Linked DNA regions of Homo sapiens: region 1 is linked to region 2. Evidence: chromatin loops called from intact Hi-C (ENCODE). Cell type or tissue: adrenal gland. All regions are shown on one strand. Each heading gives the region's core, and the rest is flanking DNA. Links, peaks and the distances in the headings are about the cores only. Region 1 overlaps KIAA2012. Region 2 has its middle 66 kb from the start of FZD7.

What was found. Peaks named below come from ENCODE experiments on the same cell type or tissue, not always from the same donor. Only the 100,000 strongest peaks of a DNase experiment are listed, where the experiment ranks them.
Region 1: it touches region 2 in a loop (4-fold over the local background); 11 of 110 quality-filtered maps call a loop at or near these places.

What each region holds. Positions count from the first base shown.
Region 1 is chr2:202,169,733-202,172,635 of GRCh38, reverse strand. The region is part of intron 15 of KIAA2012; the gene reads right to left. Among named protein-coding and RNA genes, the nearest start is that of KIAA2012-AS1, 54 kb to the right of the region's middle. RefSeq lists an enhancer at 918-1,736. In adrenal gland, for the core only: no CTCF peak of the experiment used is centred there; a DNase peak (open chromatin) is centred at 1,145; H3K4me3 peaks cover 361 bases; H3K27me3 peaks cover 343 bases.
Region 2 is chr2:201,965,981-201,968,883 of GRCh38, reverse strand. No RefSeq gene overlaps it. Among named protein-coding and RNA genes, the nearest start is that of FZD7, 66 kb to the left of the region's middle. In adrenal gland, for the core only: no CTCF peak of the experiment used is centred there; no DNase peak of the experiment used is centred there.

The DNA.
Region 1 (2,903 bases), core at 166-2,665, 200 kb before region 2:
CAAGGAAAAGTCTTCAAAACGAAACTGACCTGAACGGAACTGAACTGAACTAGATAACCACTAACACTGGGCAGACTCCAGTTACCCTGGTTTTAATAATTAGTTGTCATGCACGATTCTCTTGACTTGTAGGCCTCAGGTTTCTTCATCCATAATATAAAAGAACTTCTAGATCACCTCCAAGATTCATGCTGGCTTAAAAAACATACTGCCATAATTTCGTGATGTTTCCCTGACTTTTTACTATTTCCTCTCAGAAACACAGGGATGGCATCACAACTCAAAGATTCAAGGAGCATGGAGTCATAGAAACCTGGGTTCATCTCTCAGCTTCTCCACTTACTGGCTGTGTGCCCCTTGGGCAAGTTACCTAACCTCTTTGAGCCTCATTTTCCTCATCTGTGGAATAGAAACAATGCACTTTGCCTCATAAGGTTATAGTGAGGATAAAATAAGCTCAAAGTACATAAAGCACCTAGCATTACGTCTTGCTTCATAGTAAATGCCAAAAATGGCCAGGCGCGGTGGCTCACGCCTGTAATCCCAACAGTTTGGGAGGCCGACGCGGGCGTAAGCCCGCAAACAGCCTGGCGAAAACCCGTCTCTACTAAAAATACAAAAATTAGCAGGGCGTGGTGGCAGGCGCCTGCAATCCCAGCTACTCGAGAGGTTGAGGCGGCTGACTTGCTTGAACCTGGGAGGCGGAGGTTGCAGTGAGCCATCACGCCACTGCACTCAAGCCTGGGCAACAGAGTAAGACTCTGTCTCCAAAAAAAAAAAAAAAAAAAGTAAATGCCAAAAATTACTTCCCTTTTCTCCACCCCTAAGTGGAAAATTGGCCAAAATAAAACAGTATCAATTAAAAAGTCCAATTGTTTGGGTGGCACTCCAGGGGTTTGCCTGCCTCCCTGCCTTCTCCCCAGGGACTATGCGTGCCTGCTTTTCAGATGTTTAGACCTTCTAGCTCTGCCAGTCTCCATCTCGGGATGGAGTCCATAGGAGGCCCCAGCGTTAGAGACATCACAAGCCACCACAGAGAGGAAAAGAAAAGACTAAAGGAGGCGACACACTCGGAGAAGTGACCCTTCGGGGAGAGCCCGCCTGGGGTCTTGAGCTCACCAGCGAGGAGCTCCTTTTGTAAGGCCGGGACGACCTCGCGCAGCAGAGAGGCGCTAGGCAGAAGCCTCTCCGACGCCGCGGGGACCCGGAGCGGCGCTATTGAAGCCATAAACGCGGCAGGCCCCGAGAGAAGCTGCTCCCAGCGCGCCTGCTGCGGGGCCCCTGCCGCCGCGGAGGCGCAGATGCCGCACTGCTGGACCACTTTGGCCTCCCTCCCCGATTGGCCACACCTTTTTATTCCCTTTAAAAAAACTGCTTGAAGAATCTTTTCATTCATATTTCTCTAGTTGGGGTGTGTGTGTGTGTGTGTGCATGTGTGTCTGTGTATATGTGTCTGTGTGTGTGTCTATGTATGAATGTGTGTGTGTATATGTCTGTGTGTGTGTGTGTGTGTGTGTGTGTGTAGTATTTCTTTAAATCTCTATTTCCCCGGACCTTGCTGTTTTCTCCCGTGGGGGGCGAACCCTCTTTTTGATAGCTGTTAACATCCAGCATTAATCTATGCAGACAGCCTGGGGAGGTCAGCCTCACTGTTGCCCAGCTCTGCGAGCAAGGATGTGGTACTTAACCACTCTGTGCCTCAATTGTCTCATCTGACAAATAGGGATACCAAGGCCTGCTTCTTTACAGGATTAGTATAAAAGTTAAATGAGGCACTTTACAGAAAATGCATAGCCTGGTGCCTGGCACACAGGGAGTGTGAACTGCTGCCTTCTCTTGATGTCTTCATCACAAATGGGTGAACGCAGTCTAGGTTCGTAAATGCCTTCCTTCATGTCAGCCATTACCTCCTACAGGAAGCCCTACCTGATTTCTCTCTATCTGGATCAGATTTCTGCCCCGGTCTGGATCAGTTGTCCTTCCTGTATTCTCTTAGAGCACTGATCACACTCCACTCACTGGAGCTGTCTGCACACATATCTGTTTCCTCCACCAAAGCGGGAGCTGCAGTAAGGAGTGTGTTTTATCCAACCATGAAGGCTATGAAACTTAGTAGGGATCAGCAAGTGTATGCTGAGTGAATAATGGAAGCTTCCATTCATGCAGTCGGTGGTTAAAGACTTAAGACGGCCTGAACCTGGAGGCTGAACCATGGAGCTATCTCAGTGGTAGCACCGTGGATTCTGCTTTTCCCCTTAACAGAAACAGTTCCAATGTCATTGAATCACAGAAAGTGAGAAACAGAGATTGGAAGGTCAATTTTGTTATTTTCAGATCAGGAAGTGGAAGCCTCCAGAGGCCCAGAGGTTTATGGAGTCCTCATGCCATGCCAGAGAACCGTGGCAAAGCAGTGCTCCCATCTTGACCCATTGAGCTCTCACTCACTTGTTGCTGCACTGAGCCAGGGCTCACAAATGGCACAGGGATGGCCTCCTCCCAGGCTGTCACCTGAGGGAGGCTGGGTGGTAGAAGAGATTTATGTAGGACACAGTGAAGGTGGCAGACCAGCCTTCCCCGGAAGTGGGGGTGGGGGATGAGCTTGGGAAGGAGGCCCCGCCCCAGTCCTGGATCTACAGCCTACCACTGTGCAAGCCTGAGCGACTCATAGACGGCCAGAGCATGAGAATGGGATGGGGCCCTAGAGATGATCCATCCCGACCTCCTTGGTTTATGGGAAAGGAGACCAAGGCCCAGAGAAGCAATCCGCCCTTCCCTAAACTACAGACTTAATCAAAGGCACAGCTGGTAAAGGAATCCATGTCTTTTGAATCTGAAACCCAGTTTCCTCGATGAATAGATTTCAGTGTTTCCCAGACATCAGTGGGCATACGAATCACTTGAGG
Region 2 (2,903 bases), core at 94-2,593:
CCAAGGAGGCAGAAAAGAGGGTCGCATGCACGGGTCTGAAGCCTGCTGCTGCTCAGAGCCACCCCACGGGCCCACAGTCACCTTTCCTACCTCTGTCCTTCCAGAGGCCTCCCTGTGCCTGGAGACACCCTGCTGGCAGTCTCTTCTTCCCATTCCGTTCCAGAGATTGACACCGTCTGCTCTGCACCGGGGACTGTTCATCTCAGCATGGATCCCCATGCACTGCTTGCTTCTGAGGGGGCCTAATGCATCCGTGGTCCTGTTGGCTAGAAGGAGACTGGGAGTCACCTTCCATCAGGTGAAGCCAGAGGAGACCCTGCCACCGAGCTGGGAGGGACCAGGGGACAGGGTGCCCCACAGACGTCCTGGTGGAAGGTGGCTCGGGACAGTAGGGTGGGTGGGGCCTGGGTTGGGAACAGTGTGGGCTCCCTTTCCATCCCTCCGCATTCTCCCCCTGGGTGGCAGTCAGCCGGCAGGGTCTGCTGGAGCAGTGACCAAGGTCTGGGCCATTCTCAAAAGAAAGTACAGGCAGTTGTATTACCTGCTCAGGCTGTTAGAACAAAATATCACAGACTAGGTGGCTGAAACAACAGCAATGTATTCCCTCACAGTTCTGGAAGCTCAAAGTCCAAGATCAAGGTGTTGTCAGGGCCGGTTTCTATTGAGGCCTCTGACCTTGCCTACAGAGGACCGTCTTCCCCGTGTGTCTTTGCCCGGCCTGTTCTGGTGTGCACACATCCCTGGTGTCTCTCCCACTTCTTATAAGGACACCAGTTGTATTGGCTGAGGGTCCACCAGCTTCATTTTAGCTTCATTACCACTTTAAAGGCCCTGTCTCCAAATGCGGTCACACTCGGAGGTACTGGGGGTTAGGGCTCCAACATATGGGTGGGGGTTGGGTGGGGACAATTCAGCCTATAACAGCAGTGGGGGTTAAGAGAAGGTGCTGCGGGGAGAATCAAAGGAGAGAGGCTTAGAGGCTGGGCCCTGGGGTAGACACAGCCTGCAGCAGGGACAAGGGTGCCAGACTGATAACCTGGTGTTGGGTGGGGGTTTGGGTGGAGGGTGGCCGTCTAGGACCCTTAGCTGGGGTGGGAAAGGGCAGGTAGAGTGAGTGGTCTTGGGTGGCCGTGGGTGGCTCCCCCGCCTCCGCAGTTAGCCCCTTTCACATTTTCCCAAAGCTCCTCTTGGGTTTTCATTAAGACTGGAACTCACTCAGAAAGCCCACCCCCGGAGCGAAGTCTTTCTCCTGGCCTAAACAGCACCTCCAGGCCCCCTTGTGAAGGCTGGTTCTTTGGTCTTCAGATTGTTAAGGCACTGGGTTTGTGTCAATGGGGTCCTGGCATTTGCCTTTGGAAACCGGAGGAGGGGTGGTCAGATATTTGGAGGCCACACCAGGCAGTGTGGCCATCTAAAAGTAGCCGTAGGCCCTGCGAAACAAGCAGGAAAGAGGATAATGGCAGAGTGGGCTGCTTCAATTTCACTTTAGGCTAGCCAGGGGATGTGGGCAAGGCCGGTGCCTGTTGGCTTTGTGCGGGCGCTGCTTGGGTTTTTTAGCCACAGTGGTTTGCAGCCCTGTTAAGACAAATGATTGTGATTAGGAGGAAAAAGTGCAGAGGAGCTGGAGAGAGCCCCCACCCACCACCCACGGGAAACAGGAGAGAAAGAAACAGATGCTTGGGGCTGGCACTCGCATTAATGGGCAGACGGTTGTCATGCTCGACTGGTTTGGCTAGTCAGCCAGAGGCCCCGGGAAATAAAGGGCCTCTCCTCACACTGGCTTGTGGAGCAGTTGAGATCTCTGAGTTTCTCTTTGTCCTTGGAGAACGAGCTTTTGGGGAGGGGGCGACGGTCTAGGAACAGTCGGCTGTTGTTGGGGGTGGGGAGGGAGGTTGGTCTGAAATCTTCCTTCCCTACTCAGCAGGAGCGCCTAGGACACATGGCCCAAGACAGCAGGGCTGGCTCCAGCCTTCCTTCCTGAGAGCTCTGCAGTCCATTTTCTGCTTTCGTTTCCTCCTCCCCATGGCTGCATGCTGGCCTCCGCTACCGGGCTGCCCAGCAGAAGCACCAAGTCCACGCAGCTCTCTCTTGCTTTCTCTCACTCATGCCACAAAGGACCAAAGCAAAGTAAGGATTTTCATGCAATGGAATACAACTAGGCAATGAAAAAGCCTGAACTACTCCTCCGTTCAGCAATGTGAGGCAGCACCACAGGTAGAATGTGGAGAAGAAGCTAGACATGAAAGGGTAGGTCCTGTGTGATTCCATTTATCTGCACTCCTAGAATAGGTAAAATGAATCTATGGTGACAGAAGTCAGAAGGGTAGTAGCTTGCTTGGTATCAACTTGGAAAGGGCATGAAGGACCTCTTGGGCTGCTGGAAATCTATAGCTTGATCTGGATGGTGGGTACATGTGTGAATGCATCTTCAAAAATTCATCAACTTATCTACTGAAGATGTGTACACTTTATTTTTATTTTGTTTTGTTTTATTTTTTTGAGGTGGAGTCTCGTTCCATCATCCAGGCTGGAGTGCAGTGGTGTGATCTTGGCTCACTGCAACCTTCGCCTCCTGGGTTCAAGCAATTCTCCTGCCTTAGCCTCCTGAGTAGCTGGGGCTACGGGCACGTGCCACCACATTCGACTAATTTTTGTATTTTTTAGTAGAGATGGAGTTTCACCATGTTAGCCAGGCTGATCTCAAACTCCTGACCTCAGGTGATCCACTCACCTTGGCCTCCCACAGTGTCGGATTACAGGCACAAGCCACCATGCCTGGCCAATTTGTATATTTTAATGTGTATGTACTTAACCTAAATAAAAAAGTGGAAAGTACACTTTCAAATATTACATCATCTTGTTTTTTTTTGACAGAGTCTCTCTGTCGCCCAGGCTGGAGTGCA